Linked DNA regions of Homo sapiens: all the other regions are linked to region 4. Evidence: chromatin contacts called from ENCODE Hi-C or POLR2A ChIA-PET data. All regions are on one chromosome and are shown on one strand. The core of a region is the stretch at or near the end of the contact, and the rest is flanking DNA. Distances in the headings are between cores, read along the strand shown. Region 1 holds the start of TRIM68 (tripartite motif containing 68). Region 2 holds the start of AMPD3 (adenosine monophosphate deaminase 3). Region 3 holds the start of WEE1 (WEE1 G2 checkpoint kinase). Region 4 holds the start of PPFIBP2 (PPFIB scaffold protein 2).

Region 1 (4,036 bases), core at 221-2,720, 2.9 Mb before region 4:
TTGGGCAAATTTCTTAACCTCTTTAGCTTTAAGGTATAATACAAATTCAAGAGGAGAGAAAAATCACTGTGGTTTAGCGCAGTCCAGTAGCAGGAAGCAGGAAGCAGAGCAGTAAATCTTGCAGGACTCTGATATGCCATTGGCAGGGCATGCCTTCTCACTAGACTCCCTGCCTCCTGCTTTTCTTCCTCCCACTATCACTACCAAACTGTGGGATCCAGTATCCTAAAACCTCATTTTGGTAAATCACTAACTTACTAAATAATCTATCCTGGCTCCCGGTTAACAAGATCTCTCCTTGAAACAGCACCTGTGCCCAGCTAGGCAAAGGAATAAACTTCCACACACTCCCGCAAACCCCTCGTCCATTCAATCTACCTGACTTGGGTGCCTGCTATTCTCCCAGCTGAAAATGACTTCTACATGATCCTGCCTTTGACGTCATTTGCCATGTATTCGTCTATTGTCTTACTTCCCATACTAGAACTTTTTCATGTGGATAGGGTCATTGTCTGTTTTGTCCATTTCTATTTCCCCAGTGCCAAGAACAGTGCCTCAAATACTTGTTGAATACGTGAAAACTAAATGTAAATGTTGAGTTCCAACCGATAGTAGATTGAAAGTGGAGGATGTGTTAATATCCTTAGCTAAGTCAGTAGAGACATTAAGAGACACCATCTAAAGTCAATAAAACAATAAATGGAAGTTGATACCCATTATTTAAAGCTACAAATGGAAGACCTAAAATAGCGATGGAAAATTGACAAGATTGTGGCAGTAAGAAAGTAAGGCAAAGAAATATCAAAATGATAAATCCAGAAATACAGTGGAACGCATATTATTTTGATTTAGGGTGCTAAAAACATCTAAATGGGGACAAACTAAAAGTGGCAGCCTCTGCAAAGATCTGGGGATGGGTAGTTACTGCTCTTCAAAATAAGACCTGCTTTAATGTTTGACTTTTTATTATACATGAATTACTTTGAGAAAATTCAAATAATTAAACGTTCGGTTGCTTTGACTGTGCCTTCCGTAGGGTACAGCGAGAGTCTGAGAAGGGCATTTGAGAAGGGGGCGGGGCCTGGAAGACTTCCAGTTAGGACCCCAGCGGGAAGGGAGTCGAGGGGCGGGCGGTAACCTCCGGAGTCAGGGAGCAGCTCCTGGCCTGGCCACAGGGCGTTGGGCAGGTCCCCAGGACAGCGGGCGGGTGGGGGTAAAGTGAGCGTGCGGGATCTGACTTCAGAAAAGGCAGAGTTATCTACCCACCTCCCTCCTCGGCCCGGACTGGCGCTTCGCGGCGGAAACTCAAAGTGAAGAAGCCTGGTTCCGCAGCGTCCAATGGCCCAGCGTCAGAAGCTGCCGTTCCCGGCAGCTCAGCACTTAGGGCCAGAGAGCGGCAGAGGCCCAGAACCCAAAGCCCGGCAGCGCAGGCCCAGTAGCCCGCAGCTCCCAGAATACTACACCCGGCTCTAGGCCCCGCTCGCGGGACGGCAGCCAATGAGCGGCCGGCTGGGCCCAGGTTGGCTTCGCCCAGGGGGCGGTGTGTTTGTGGGGGCAGCCAATCACAGGCAGGGACCAGGGTACCCCTAGCCAATTGGTGATGAGACGGGGGTTTCGGCGCTTCTAGGCATGTCAATGTTTTTTCTCTACTTCCTGGGTTTTTCTGGTCCCTTCACCGACTCAGATTCCCTTAAACTGTAGAGGGTTCTAGGAGTTAGTTCTAGGATAGGTCAAAGGATTGAGGCTCCCAAATGATGCCGCTCAGGCACTGCATTAAGAGAGGCTCAGGTGGCTATTCATTTGCCAGTTTGACTTGTTAAACTCAGAAGCCTGAGATTGGCCAAGTCTGGTTCTGTGACCCATCTTAGCAAAGGGTTGGGCGCACATATGGTGTGGACTCTGCTGTTCCTGGCAAGATTCGCGACCTCTCATGGTTCCAGGCTTTAAATACTGGGTTCTTAAACAAAACAAAACAAAACAAAACAAAACCCTCTCTTTTTTCGTTTTTACTTCAGCAACCAGCTTGTCATCACTATTGCCACAATCCACTTTTAGAGTGAAAAACAGACAACAGAGACCGGGAGTTGATGGAGAAATGGAAACCCTGGTCAAAAATTGTCATTAAAAAAGGAAAAAAAAATTAAACAACTGGTATCCCTTCCTCACCCAAACACATAGACACATGCACGCACACACAAAAACTGTTACTTAAGACAGTGATATGGGTTTTTCTTTGTACTCCCAGGGCCTTGTCCTTCTCTTGACACTTAGGTTTTAATAAGCAAGTGAAGGCACCTCCTATCCGCATAGAAAATAACCAGGAAATCTTCCAATTGAAGCTCGGTTCCAAATTATATAATATCTTAATTGTTAGGACAGATACTCCAGAATGCTCATGCCAGTGTCTGAGCCCCGGCCATGGTTAAAATTCTGAAGGGTGAGGCCCAGAAATTTCCTGCAACAAATAGGTCTATGAGAAAAAACAAAAGTATCTTAGGTCTGAGCTGTACCCTCTGTCTCACCCAGTTTTGGAGAAATGGCTGCTCTAATAGAATAATGAATGGATTAATTGAAATAAGCCATTTTAAACATTTATTTAACATCAATTTTCTTGACAATATTTTACTGGGTGCTGGGATTACAACTATGGGACATATAGTCTCTGCCTTTAAGGAGCTGAAGGTCAAGTTGGTTGTACTGCTCTGGAATCTCTGTGAAGTTAAAACAGTTAATGGGGAGATCATTTTCATGTGTAAGGTGCAATTTGTAACTATGACGGACTGTCAAGAACCCTGGCAATCAGGGTAGCTGGGGGTGGGGGCTTGCGTTCATGTGGGGAAGGCTGGAGAGAGGGCTTTTGAAGACAGACCAGTTTACTTCCAAGGCATAGAAGCTTTCCTTTACAGATGTCTTCAGAATGTTTTGTTTGTTTCTTTATTTGTTTGCTGTGAGACAGGTGTGTCCAGGTGAGGCTCTGTCGTGGACAAATTCCACAGCTGTAGCTGCAGACCCCAACCCTCTGCCCTGAATCCAGGATAGACCAGGACAACAAGATGAGTGGCTAACTGTAGGATGGTGTCCATCTGTGCTCTAGGGGAGGAGTAGCATCAAAGGAGAAGCAAGAACTGAGAACTGTTTGGGGCACTGAAGAAGTAGGACTAAGGAAGAGTTAGGGGGTTAGTACAAATCTGAGGCCTGGTTTTCTGGAAAGAGACCAGAGACTGACCTTATTGCATGTCATACAACATGCTTGCTTAGAGACCCCTAATTTATTTTCTTCTCTTACTCTTTCTGAGGAAGCATGAGCCACACCCTCAGTTAGTTTTGTATAATCTTAGGCTTGATGAGAATATAATCTTAGTCTTGAAGGCTTTAAAGGGGAAGAAATAGCTGTCTGTGTTAGTGGTGTGTCAGTCAGCAGGAGAACCTGCTAGGGGTGGAAGGAGGAGGGTAGGAGTATAGCCTAGACCATGAGTAGATACCCCGCTCCACCTTGAAAGTCTCCTACTGGACCTCTTATGATGGAGTTAATACCTCCTGTTTCCTCTATTCCAGATTGTTTTCAGTTTCCAGAAGGCAAAACTGACATCTCCCAGGAGTCCAAGTAGGAGATTAGGGCCTCCCGTCCCTATCTACTCAGTGCTAGCCTTGGCTAAGAGAGAGGAAATTCCTGCCTAGAGGGGAAAATCTGCAGGACTTCGTTACCACTTTCACTTTGGCAGAGGAAGGAGGTCAGGGATGGAAGGGGAAGTGAGTCTAGAAATTAAAACATAGAATTCTGTCTACAGGTGGTGGAGAGCCTTTCTGAAAGTGCTTCTGGGTTGAGGCTGTCACCTAGATTTTATATTAGAGTTTAAGTGTTCCAAAAAATTAAGAAGCAGGAAGTAGAAAAGAGAGAACAATTTCAGAAGCAGACGAAAGGAACAGTAATAGGAAGATCTAGCAAGGATGTGGTGGGGCAGTTTCAGTGTGAGATGCCATGGACAGGAAAATGGCAGCATATGTGTGTGTGTGTGTGTGTGTGTGTGTGCATGAG
Region 2 (4,191 bases), core at 1,692-4,191, 2.9 Mb after region 4:
ATTGGCCTCCATGATTCTTCCACCAAGTATAATAATCTCTTAGTTCTTCTGTATGCTGGTTGCATATCTAGGACAACAGACAATTGCTTTGGGCTTTTGATTTGTAAGGAACTGACTGGGGCATGGGAGGATGAGCTCATGGCTGGAGTCCTGGCTGTGTACAGTCACCGAGAAGTACCATTCATAGGGGAGAAGGATGTTCCTCCTCCTGATCTGGCTTCACATTTAAATATGTTTTCCTTCTTCCTGCACCCAGGTAATAGAAACTTGGGAGAGTGCCAGGCACATGGTGGTGCTCAATAAATAAGGTTGAATAAAAGGATTCAGTGTCTAGATAAAACTTCATGTTCATTTTCCTAGTTCTTCTCTCTCGTATCTGATATCATAATGATGATGACAATGATGTTGGCAGATAATGCTTATAAAACACATACTCTATGCCAGGTACCAGTCTAAACACTTCACTTATGCTCATTGTCATGGCAACCTATGAGATTGGCTTTTTATTATCCACACTTCATAGGGAATAAAACCGAGCCACAGAAAAGTTATTTAACTTGCCCAAGGTCATACAACTAAGTGGTGGAACAGGATTCAAATGCAGGGAGTCTAGCTGGAGTTTTTTTTGTTGTTGTTTGTTTGTTTGAAATGGAGTCTCACTCTGTCACCCAGGCTGGAGTGCAGTGGCACAATCTCAGCTCACTGCAACCTCCACCTCCCGGGTTCAAGCGATTCTCCTGCCTCAGCTTCCCAAGTAGCTGGGATTACAGGCGCCCGCTACCATGCCAGGCTAATTTTTGTGTTTTTAGTAGAGATGGGGTTTCCCCATGTTGGCCAGGCTGGTCTCAAAACTCCTGACCTCAAGTGGTCTGGCCGCCTCGGCCTCCCAAAGCGCTGGGATTACAGGCGTGAGCCACCACACTCAGCCTGAGTCTACGTTTTTAGCCATACACTCTACTCATTCCTGAGATTGCCATAGGTGGATTGATCTATTATAAATAGCTAGTTCACTTGTTCATTGTTTTATGCATTCATTCATTCAACAAATACTTGCTGAATGTCGACCATATTTCAGGTATGGGGATACAACTGTGAATGAGACAGGCGAGATTTGTCATGGAGCTGGTATTTAGCAAGTGAATCCCCTTTGTCCAACTCCTTGTGTGAGTCACACACACCTCACAAATGAGAAGAAAAATGAACCCCTCTATGCAAGCTCATGCCTGGCTTTTGGGGAGGAGAGTGATATCTTTCTTTTTCTTTTTCTTTTTTTTTTTCTTGAGATAAAGTCTTGCTCTGTCGCCAGGCTGGAGTGCAGTGCAGTGGTGCAATGTCAGCTCACTGCAACTTCTGCCTCCTGGGTTCAAGTGATTCCCCTGCCTCAGCCTCTCAAGTAGGTGGGACTACAGGTGCGCACCACCATGCCCAGCTAATTTTTTGTGTTTTAGTAGAGATGGGGTTTCACCACGTTGGCTAGGATGGTCTCAATCTCCTGACCTTGTGATCCACCTGCCTCGGGCTCCCAAAGTGCTGGGATTACAGGCATGAGCCACCATGCCCGGCCGATATCTTTCTTGATGAGACATAATTTGATTCCGTCCTCTCCTGTCTTTTAGAGTTTGTAAGGGGTGCTTAAGTGATAAAAGGGGATGCAGTCTAGTCTCGGGCAGGAGAAGCGGGCCCTGTATCTGGTTATCATAAATTGTCTTGATGTTTGTTCGAAAGGGAAATAAGGCTTTGAGCTTGGGATCAGTGCTCTTCAGTCCACAGAGACATCTTGGCTGCAAGAAGCAGCAACAAGTTAGGCTCAAGGTGGAATTGTGAGGTCCTGAGAAGAGCTTGCTCTTCTGGGACAGAACTGTATTTTTCTTCTAAACTGCCCATGTTCTGGGGAGTCTTCCCGCCTTTTGGCTTCAGCAGGACCCTTGGTCATTGTTACAACCTGTGTCATCTTAGTGGAGCTGCTGCTGGTTTCTGTCTGAACCCGATGCAATGGGTCTCATACCTGTAAACTGGGCTCCAGGAAGGCAGCTTTCTCTAAGTTGGAAAATGAAGACTCAAGGTGGAGGGTGTTTCCCAAAGCCGATACCACAAGATATTAATAGGTGTTTTTTTCCTATGACAGCAGTTCTAGGATGGTCAAATAAGTGCGTCGGGTTAAACAAAGTTAAGCAGCTTTCTTTACTGCAGGACTTCTCAGGTGTTGAATTTGCTAGTAGAAACTGTGCATGAATACCCATAAGGGACTACAGGATGCAGTGTTTTCCAAGCCTTCTGACCTTTCATGTTCTGCAGACTGCACTTTGAAAAATGCTTGTTTAGACTAAGGCTAGCTGGGATCCGGTTAAAGGTGCAGAATAAAATTCCCTGAACGTGTCGGACTTAAATCCTTGGGCTGGAATCCTCCCACTGCAGTCCCCACTCTACCTCCCCTTTCCCCAAAACACTAGCAGAAAAAGTCATCTGCCCCTCCTCCTTCTGGCAGAATAGTACTAAGGGCTTGGATTTTTTTCTCATACTGTAAGTTCATTTAATTGTTTAATGAATAAATATTACCCTCCCTCTAGGTTGCTTGTAGCCTGCTGGTTGCACTGTTTATGAAACAGCTGTGAGGACAGGTGGGCCGTAATCTCTGGGTAGCTAAAGCCCAGCAGCAGCCCGAGGATCATGTGTCAACCCTGTAATACTGCTCTGTGCACACAGGAATTATGATGTGAGCTCAGTAAGACACAACCTCACGATTGGACATGCGGAGGTGACTCAGGCCCAAGTCAGGGTTACAGCTAGCCTCCCGGTAAACAACTGACCCATCCTTCCTGAGCTCTTCTCCCCAGGATTTCAACAGCACCACAGAAATAGCCATTTTGCTCATGGTTATTTCCCAGGACCACAGGATTTGCCTAAGTCACTGGGAGGCTATGTGTCTGTTCTGAGCCTTCCCACTCTCCTAAAGGGCAGATGAAGATCAGAGCTTTGCACCCTGTGATGCCATTTTAATCAACCCTGCTTGGTTTTAGAGGATTGCTCCTGTGGGTCACTTGAGGCAGGCTCCACCTTCCCCAGGAGGAGTGGCAGAGTCCAGCCAGCGCTCGGAGCTGGAGGCCCACGTGGGAGCAGTGAGCGGCTGTAAGCAGGGGAGGGTTTGGGGTGGGCTCCGGTGGGTCAGTTGGGGTGTACTCCTTTTCTGTGTGTGTGGATGGGGGTGGGGGTTCTGGTAAAGCTTATCAGGCTTCGCAGTCACCTGTGATGTGGGCTTCCTTCTGGGAAGAAAGGAAGGAGTGGGATGGGGCTGTCAGCTTTTCATCCTAGCCTGCCCCTGTCCTCTGTCCGCCTCTGTGCTGAGGCAGTTCCTGCTCCCTGAGTCTCTGTCCTTTCCTGGGAAAGGTGGAAGCAGTTCATGGTCTTTCCCTTTCAGAGGAGGAGGGGATGGAGGGGATTGTATTAGCAACTGGGATTGAAGCTCCCCCTGGCAGTTATGGGGTGCCCTTGGGAGGGCTGCTTTAGGGGGGCTTTCTGAGAAGAGGCAGGTCGGGCTGTACCTGAGACCAATCCCCTTGATAAAATGCAGCCAGGCCTGAAGCACGTTCAGAACGGAAGCAGCAAAGGTGATGATATCGCTCGTTGCTACTCAGCTTTCAGGAGGAGGCTGGGCGTTAGAGGGAGGCTGTGGCTTATCTCCTGCAGCTGGGCAGGACGGCTGAGTTTACTGTTGTAAAGAGGAAGCCGCCGCTTTAGTTTCCTCTTGTGAGGGCTGTGAAGAGGGCCAGGACACTGCATTCAGGATACCACAGCCATTTTGTTTTGGATAACTGGGATTACCTGGGGACTTCAGGGCTCTTGGAAATTTTCCACTCATATTTCATATTCACGAGAGAATTTCCAGCCCAGGCTTTTCCTGCTCTGGCTCACTGCTGCTCACAGATATGCAAAACAGAGACCTCCTACTCCAGCCGGCAGACAGGACCCAGCCAGCTGCACGCACGCACTGACTCAGCTGAGCCTCCTGGGTGGCAGGCAGCACCTCACCCGGGTGCATCACTTGAGTGGCATCTTCAGGACCAGTCATGGAGCCAGGCTCAGGTCTGTGTCGGGGCTTCTGCAAGGGGAGTCTGGCAAGAGTAGGAACCAGCTTCCTTCGTATAACGAGGGGATTTCAGTGGCACTGGGCTTCCTTTCTGGAGGGACTGTGGC
Region 3 (4,017 bases), core at 934-3,433, 2.1 Mb after region 4:
CTAACTCTCCTTATACAAGTCTAGAATTCTTGTCCTCCAAGAGCTTAAAATTAAGTTTGCATGACCATATAAAAAACACATTTATACACCAGTTAGCAAATGTTAGGAGAAAAGACAGCTGTTGATCCTTCACTGTGTCTTCAGTTGTGTGATCTCAGGAAATTCCCGATTTGATGTGTTAAGTACTACCGTGTGTTTCAAGAAAAATTCAGCTTGAGTTTATTTAGCCTTTGAAAAGCATTAGAACAACATATATGACAAAGTGTTAATATGCATAAAGTGCTAACAATAAGAAAAATAGGCAATAGAGATAAATGTAAATTATCATTAAACCCATGACAACTGTTCAACAATATGAATCAAAACAACAAAACCACATCAACGAACATCCACTGATGTCCTGAATTCACAGAGTGTGCTCTAATCCACTGCTAGTGAGAATGTATTGTGTTTCTGGAGGGGGAGTTTGCCAGTTTATATCCTTTGACTGAGGAATTCTAACTCCAGGGAGGTATCCAAAAGAGTATTTTAAAAAGGCCAGGCGCGGTGGCTCACGCCTGTAATCCTAGCACTTTGGGAGGCCGAGGCGGGCAGATCACCTGAGGTCAGGAGTTTGAGACCAGCCTGCCAACATGGTGAAACTCCGTATTTTGCATTTTGTAAAAATACAAAAATTGGCCAGGCCTGGTATGTGCTTGTAATACCAGCTACCCGGGAGACAGGAGAATCGCTGGAACCCGAGAACCCGGGAGGTGGGGGCTGCAGTGAGCCGAGATCGCGCCACTGCACTCCAGCCTGGGGCGACAGAGCGAGACTCCGTGTCGAAAAAAACCAAACCAAACAAAAAACATGGAGAAGGAAGCATATACACCACGGGGTTGTTTACAACAGAAAACTGGAAGAGGCCGGGAGCGGTGGTTCACGTCTGTAATTCCAGCACTTTGAGAGGCCGAGGCGGGCGGATCACTTGAGATCAGGAGTTGGAGACCAGCCTGGCCAACATTGGGAAGTTCGTCTCTACTAAAAATACAAAAATTAGCCAGGTGTGGTGGCAGCCGCCTGTAATCCCAGCTACTCGGGTGGCTGAGGCATGAGAATCGCTTGAACTCTAAAGGCGGAGGTTGCAGGTTGTAGTGAGCCGAGATCGTGCCACTGCACTCCAGCCTGGGTGACAGAGCAAGACCCCGTCTCAGAAAAAAAAAAAAAAATAAATAAACAAAGAAAGAAAAAAGAAAACTGGAAGAAACGTGTAAGTGCATTAAGGGACAGATTAAATCAGTTTAACGAAGCACTAGGGAAATTTTTTAAAATTGCGTTTGAGTTTGCCGCGAGCCGGGCCAATCGGTTTTGCCAACGCATGCCCACGTGCTGGCGAACAAATGTAAACACGGAGATCGTGTGCCGGGCACTTGGTTTCGTGGTGGGCAACTGTGCTGCTGTTTCTTTTGGCCGCGGACAAGGTCGGCAGAGGTGGACCCCTGCTTGGGAGAGCTCTTCTCGCTGTGCTGACACCCGCCCCTAACAGTCACCCACCCCGGGGAAATAATGGGGCTCGGAGGCCTCCTCCCAGCCAGTGTCCAGCCTAAGCACATCGGCTCCCGCAGTTCAGAAAGGTCCCGAGGCCCGAGTCACCATTTCCGGCTCAGACCTCGACCCTGAACGTGGCTGCCCACTGCCACGCCCACTACGCCCCAGTGGCTCGCCCCAGGGGACGAGGGGCAAGAAGCGGCCTCCGAGGGCAGCGGCCGAAGGCCATTCGGTCCCTGGCTCTTCCCAGCTCGCAGAGACCCGGAGGCGCTGCCCGGCCGCCTGCCCCTCTTCAGATCCCCCAGCACCGGAGGAGCAGCGAGGGGGGTGCGTCCAGGCCGGCTTTCGGGTCGGCTTAGGCGAATCCAGCTCTCTTTTGCCCCTCCCAGAAGGCCCAGCCCCGTCCGGGCGGTGTTCGGGCGGCGCCGGGCCGGGCCCCCCGCCGCCCCAGGCTCGCTCATAGGCCCGGAACACCACAGCCCGCCCAGACTTGGCTGGCGCCGAGCCGGGGGTGGAGCCAGCGGGTTCCCGCCAAAATCGCGTAGCTGGTCCTTCCCCCGCGGGCTACGTCGCGCCCTCCTTTTTTTTTCAAACCCGGAGCTGCACTGGGATTGGTGGACTGGGCACTCACGTGGTTAACGGTCGCGGGAAGCCGCGGAGCCCGAACCTGAGACTGGACCTGAGGAGACCTCAGCCTCGGTGCTCGGGCCGCCCCGCCTCTGCCGGAAAGTCCGCGCCGCCGCTGCCGCCACCGTCCGCAGCCCGAGCGCCCCGGAGCCGCAGGCCGCCGCCGCGCAGAGACGCCGCGGCTGCGACTAGGCGCGCCCAGCCGCACGTGGCGGACCCGCCCCCAGGCCCGCAGTGTCCTGGACCCCGCAGGCCTCCGCTCTCCTGTCCTCGGCCCCGTCCCCAGGGCCGCGATGAGCTTCCTGAGCCGACAGCAGCCGCCGCCACCCCGCCGCGCCGGGGCGGCCTGCACCTTGCGGCAGAAGCTGATCTTCTCGCCCTGCAGCGACTGTGAGGAGGAGGAAGAAGAGGAGGAGGAGGAGGGCAGCGGCCACAGCACCGGGGAGGACTCGGCCTTTCAAGAGCCCGACTCGCCGCTGCCGCCCGCGCGGAGCCCCACGGAGCCCGGGCCCGAGCGCCGCCGCTCGCCCGGGCCGGCCCCCGGCAGCCCCGGCGAGCTGGAGGAGGACCTGTTGCTGCCCGGCGCCTGCCCGGGCGCGGACGAGGCGGGCGGTGGGGCGGAGGGCGACTCGTGGGAGGAGGAGGGCTTCGGCTCCTCGTCGCCGGTCAAGTCGCCGGCGGCCCCCTACTTCCTGGGTAGCTCTTTCTCGCCGGTGCGCTGCGGCGGCCCAGGAGATGCGTCGCCGCGGGGTTGCGGGGCGCGCCGGGCGGGCGAAGGCCGCCGCTCGCCGCGGCCGGACCACCCGGGCACCCCGCCACACAAGACCTTCCGCAAGCTGCGACTCTTCGACACCCCGCACACGCCCAAGGTGAGAGCGGCGGGCGCGGGCACCCGGCGGCCGGGGCCGCGGCGCCGGAGGGGCCAGCGCCGCTGCCTGGGTTCGGTTACAGAAGCGGCCGGCCGCTCCCCCCTCGCTTTCCTGCGCCGCCCCCCAAAGTTGGCAGCCCTTGTGTTTGGCCCTGCCCCGAGGTTGTCCGTTGAGATTATGTAACTGAACAATGGGCCTCGTCTGGAACTTCATCTTACAAAGGGGCCGATCGGCCCGTCCGGGTGGCCAAGGATTTGCCGCCCGTTGAGTCCGGGCCGCCCCGAGCGTGTCAGCCCCGAGTGCGGCACCGATAACGCGGTTCGCGAGGATGCTGGAGGGTGCCGGCCCGGCCACCTGACACTCCCGAGCCATAGGATGCCTTTTAAACGCGGCGATCGGGCCTGTAATTTGGGCGGCGCGGGCAGAAGGAGTTTAAAGAAAAATAATTGTCCCGCCCTGATCGTGTCGTGTCGTGTGGCGTGGATGGGGGAAAGGTCTGGGGCATGCAGGGAGACTACGCTTGGACTTGGGAGTAAAGGCTGGCCTTCCAAGCATTTACAGTCCTACAGACTCATCCTAAGTCCAGGCAGTACTGAGGCCTGTTTCTGGACAAGGTCTTGGCCCAGCATTTGTTTTTATCGTGGGTTTGCGGTGCCCAGAGTTTGGCCGGCCTCCGTGTGATTAGGAACATCCTACCGTAGATAAGGTATCTTAAAGAAGGAGGTGTTCAGCACCTGTGTTTTGAAAGGCCTTCGAGTACTGCGCAGATGACCACTTTTAAAACTGCAGATTTTAAAGCTGATACTTCCAGAGATTAAGACAAGCCTCGCATTTGTAAGGTTAACAGGGAAGATGCACCTTTTAAAGTGAGTTTGTTTTGTTTTCAATGTACTGTTTGTCATCAGCCTAGGCAATCTGTGTGCTTTCGAGCTGTACTGTTTATTGGCCGACTTGCTCAAGGCAAAATCCCTCTGGAAGTGAGGGGAGGAGTCCA
Region 4 (3,845 bases), core at 1,280-3,779:
CATACAGCAGGCAAGCGACTCTGCCACAGCAGGCATGCCCTGTGGCACCGAGGGCAGCATGCCTCTTGACAGGGGCTTCCTCAGTGTTTCCCACGTGTTTGTCCAATTCAGCTAAGTTCGAGTCACAAGTGCAGGCTGTGGTGCCAGTCTGTGTCACGTGCTGAAGCCTCTGTCTTTCCAGGTTGGTCACATGAGAAGGTTTGCTTTGTGTGCTTGCAGCTGTTTTCCTGTCTTTGCCAAGCCCAGGCTGGGACCATAGGCAGTGAAGAGAAAATGTTTTTTTCCATAGCATTTGAGTAGATATTTGGCAGAAGGGAATTACTCAACCCATGGATACAGTGTAATTACCCACAGTTCTAACAGAATGGTACAGAGAGGCCAAATCCTTTGTGGAATGAGACAGGTATGAATAAATAAATGTGATATTACCTGCCCTATTACCTACCTATTTCACAGATAGAAGGAATGTGGGCTGCCTCACAGAGGATAGTGGGGTAGATTTATCAATAGGAGTGAGTCCTGCAACCATAGTTCCTTTGGAGGCACAGAGGGGAGGTTGCCTGAAATGTGCTGTCTAGATTCCACCTGGGATATGATTTGATTGACAGCTCTGCAGGGCACATCTGCCCCAAACAACTCACCTTGGTACCTACCTTAAATCCCTGCAGCTCGAATCACTCTTTTAGGTCAAGACATTTTCTCCAGGAAGCCCCTGTTAAGGGACCACTTTGCTTCTTGTGAGCCAGCGCAGGTCAGTATGCAGGCCTGGGAATGGGGTTTCTTTCAGGTGAACGTTTTAGCTCTGGGGTCTTGTTGGATTTAAGTGAAGACTGACATCGACATGGCCTACATCAGTGGTTCTTAAACTTTGTTGCACATAAGAATCACCTGCGGAGTTTTAACAGTCCTCATGCCGTGGCCATATCCCCAAGACCATTAAATCAGAACCTCTGGGGATGGATCGAGATATCAGTATTTTTAAAGTTCCTTCCCGCAAGTTGGTTCCAAAGTGCAAAGAAGCTCCAGAGCCGGTGACTTAGAACATTTAAAAAGGTAACTGTATCAATTTAAGAACAGGCTAGCAGTTTCTGGGGGCGGAGGTAAGGGGAGTGGCTCCGCTAGGGCAATAAAGGGTGGGATTCGGAAACAGCCATGACCTTGTGTGAACTGTGGCAGCCTGCGTCTACAAAAGTCGCTCTGCTGCTATTTTAAGGAAGTGAAAGAGAACTGAAGGGTGTCCTGTTGTAACACAACTCTTGCGGGCCCCAGCCTTCCCCTGCTGGCTGTGCTTTGGTCTGCTGCTGGCCAGGTTCCCGCAGTGACCACACGTCTCATATTTGCCAGGGTGGGTTAGGTTCTGTTCACATGTAAAATTCTCCTGGGCCTACTGGTCATTTCAGACCGCGAGGGTAAATTTGGTTTGAAAAAGTTGTGTCCTGTGGAGTTTGTCGACACTCCAGCCTGTAGAGAACTAAAGGCTAGGGCTGTGGTGACTCCTGCCAGAGCTGGGGACTATGCCGAGTCCCTGGTGTCGCTGCCATCTGAGGCCTACAGGGATTTTAAACAGCTTAACAGCAGCCAGTCCTTGGAGGCCTGGGCAGGGCCACAACATAGCAGTACAACCAAAACGGGTTCAGGCCACACGCTGGAGGTAGGGGCTGGACCAGATCTCCAGCTTCAGTCCTCCCCAGTTCGAGAACCCATTCCTGTGGTCAGACATTGCCAACGCTTTTCTTGGACCTAAGGTCCCAGACCTTGGCGCTGGGCACAGGGAAATGCTTCCTGACCTCGGCTCTTCATAAGACAGAACTTTTGTTTGGTGCCAACCACTAGAGGGACCTCCACCCCAGGTTGCGAGTGCAGCGCGGCGGGACCTGGGATGATTCGGGGGCTTTCCGACCTGCTTAGGGAGGGCGGCTCAGAGACAACCTCAATTTTGCCTGGATTGCACGCGGGCCGAGGAAGTCGGGATGCTCCGAAGGGTTTCTGCTCTGGGAGTGCCTCTAATGTGGGTTTTCTATGCTTTCTCTCTTCGCAATTCTCGACACCGTTTCCTTCTTCCTCGCTTTCATTCCCTGTGACCGGAGAACGGCGCTGAAGGACTGGAGAAGCCCAGGAGACTGGGAGCCGGAGCGCCGGGTACCCACCCGGGCCTCCCCGCAACCGGAGCTGTGCGGAGGAGGAGGCGCGGCGAACGGGGCGGGGCTCCCGGAAGGGGGCGCGGTCCGCCGAGAGAGGCGGGGCTGGGGCCCGGACGCGCGGCCCAGGGGGTGGGGACGAGGCAGGTTCGAAGGGGCGGGGCTGACCAGGCCGGTCCCCCGGGAACAGGAACCCTGGTGGACGGGTCCCAGCAGGCTTCTTCGGTGCCCGAGAGGGAGCGGGTGCCCAAGGGGGTGGTCCCTGTGGCAGGTCCCGGGGTGGGGGCGCGGCGCTCCGGGAAGAGCCTTCCGCAGGTCCCCGCCCCGTCACGTGGGCGCCGGCCCCGGCCGCTGCGGTCGGTCCGCTGGTTGGTCGGGCGCTTGGTCCGGCAGTTGGTCGGTGGGCCAGTGGCCCGTCGCTCGCTTCTGGGCTCTCATGTTTGAAGGTGGGAGGGACACGGGAGCGGCCCGCACACCTGAGCCGCCCGGAGAGGAGCCTCGGCCCCGTACCCAGGTCAGTGGGCTCTCCCCACACCCCGGGCTTGCCGCGCGGTCGGGGTTGGGATCCCCGTCGGGAGCATTACCTAGGGAGTGGAGCGCCCCCAGAGCTACGAACCACGGGGACGTGTGGGTCAGTGTCTCTGTGAGCCCCGGAGCGTGTCCCAGGCTCGAGGACGGGGACCCTTCTCCAACTCCACTGGCCAGAAGCCTGGGAGGAGGGCAGAACTCCTGTGGGTTGGCTGCGAATCTCCACCCAACCCTGCCTGGGATCCGCGGACAGTCCGCACTCCTGCAGGTGCCAGCGTGGCCCTGGAGATGCGCAGGGAGGTGGGGTCCCTGAGTTCTGTGCGGCGCGTCCCAGCCCTGCTCAGCCCGGGGAGCAGCGGCGTGGACTAGGGAGCCTAAGGAGGTTGCGGAAGCTTTAGGTCTGTCAGCCCAGGCAATTCTCTGGTGGACACAGCGTGTGTCTAGATGCAGGGCCTCGGCTAAAGCCAGTTCTGTAGTGTAAGTGCAAAAATACAGCACACTTTTTAAAATCTAAAGCCGCCGCGTCCCAGTAGACTGCAGGATGGGGACGGTCCTATTTAAAAGTGGGCTCCCTCCTCACCTCATCACATCAGATTCCAGACCCGCAGTTTTTCCTCGGATGAAAATAAGATTATGTAACAAGAGAACAGAACTTCCAGCGTTTGGATAGGATTAAGACAGGCATTCTTGCCAGTGTTTAATCTTCTTAAAAAACGAATCTAATTATATTTTTACTTTTAGAGCAGCCAGATATTTGGTATAGATCCGTGTCCCTTTTCTATATTTTGGTCTACTTCCTGTCTTTCTCTTCGTCTCTCTCCTTTCTCAACCCCTCCTTAATTGATTGTAATACAAATCTGAAGTGTTTTCAAATTTGTAGTGTATTATGTGAAGTTAAATGGTCAACTACAGAAAAGTAGTTGGTTTTCGACATAATTCATCTTCAGCATATTCAGTCTTTCATTATTATAGGTGTATGGAAAGCTGTAAGTGTTATCTAATTTAGAAATTATTTCTCTTTGGCTTAAGAGAGGCAACCCATTTGTACTTTGCTTAAATTCATAGCTAAATAAATTTGAAGTGGGAGATGGGGATGATTGATGAGGTTTTCACTGATTGCATTTATCCATGTTTTATTTAACATATTTCAATTATTAGTAATACTATTTTAAGATTTGG

Evidence for each region. A loop is a pair of places that touch in the nucleus more often than their neighbours do. ChIA-PET counts read pairs that join two places held with the same protein, here RNA polymerase II (POLR2A). Pooled maps may share reads with other maps.
Region 1: a map of ascending aorta shows a loop between it and region 4 (5-fold over the local background). The contact joins the promoter of TRIM68 here to the promoter of PPFIBP2 in region 4. A Hi-C loop is called at or near these places in 2 of 168 maps with a recorded cell type or tissue (ascending aorta and naive thymus-derived CD4-positive, alpha-beta T cell) and 12 of 50 pooled maps.
Region 2: a loop to region 4 is called in a map with no recorded cell type, with 6 times the contacts of the local background. The contact joins the promoter of AMPD3 here to the promoter of PPFIBP2 in region 4. A Hi-C loop is called at or near these places in 2 of 37 single-sample maps with no recorded cell type and 4 of 50 pooled maps. POLR2A ChIA-PET finds 5 or more read pairs at or near these places in 1 of 52 experiments (OCI-LY7).
Region 3: a map of CD8-positive, alpha-beta T cell shows a loop between it and region 4 (7-fold over the local background). The contact joins the promoter of WEE1 here to the promoter of PPFIBP2 in region 4. A Hi-C loop is called at or near these places in 1 of 168 maps with a recorded cell type or tissue (CD8-positive, alpha-beta T cell), 1 of 37 single-sample maps with no recorded cell type and 6 of 50 pooled maps.

Annotation. Positions count from the first base shown.
Region 1 is chr11:4,606,761-4,610,796 of GRCh38, forward strand. It overlaps TRIM68 (tripartite motif containing 68), which reads right to left and starts at 1,471. Exons shown (of 7, transcript NM_018073.8): 1 at 1,267-1,471. RefSeq lists silencers at 1,036-1,115, 1,426-1,635.
Region 2 is chr11:10,452,323-10,456,513 of GRCh38, forward strand. AMPD3 (adenosine monophosphate deaminase 3) reads left to right here and starts at 2,942. Exons shown (of 15, transcript NM_001025389.2): 1 at 2,942-3,126. RefSeq lists an enhancer at 3,817-3,866.
Region 3 is chr11:9,571,487-9,575,503 of GRCh38, forward strand. It overlaps WEE1 (WEE1 G2 checkpoint kinase), which reads left to right and starts at 2,184. Exons shown (of 11, transcript NM_003390.4): 1 at 2,184-3,023. The coding sequence starts at 2,448. RefSeq lists an enhancer at 1,410-2,262 and silencers at 1,837-2,186, 2,207-2,416, 2,707-2,806.
Region 4 is chr11:7,511,470-7,515,314 of GRCh38, forward strand. PPFIBP2 (PPFIB scaffold protein 2) reads left to right here and starts at 2,530. Exons shown (of 24, transcript NM_003621.5): 1 at 2,530-2,652. LOC124902806 (leucine-rich repeat extensin-like protein 5) reads right to left here. Exons shown (of 4, transcript XM_047428005.1): 2 at 2,649-3,136; 3 at 654-2,571. The coding sequence ends at 1,741. RefSeq lists an enhancer at 1,306-1,425 and a silencer at 2,096-2,625.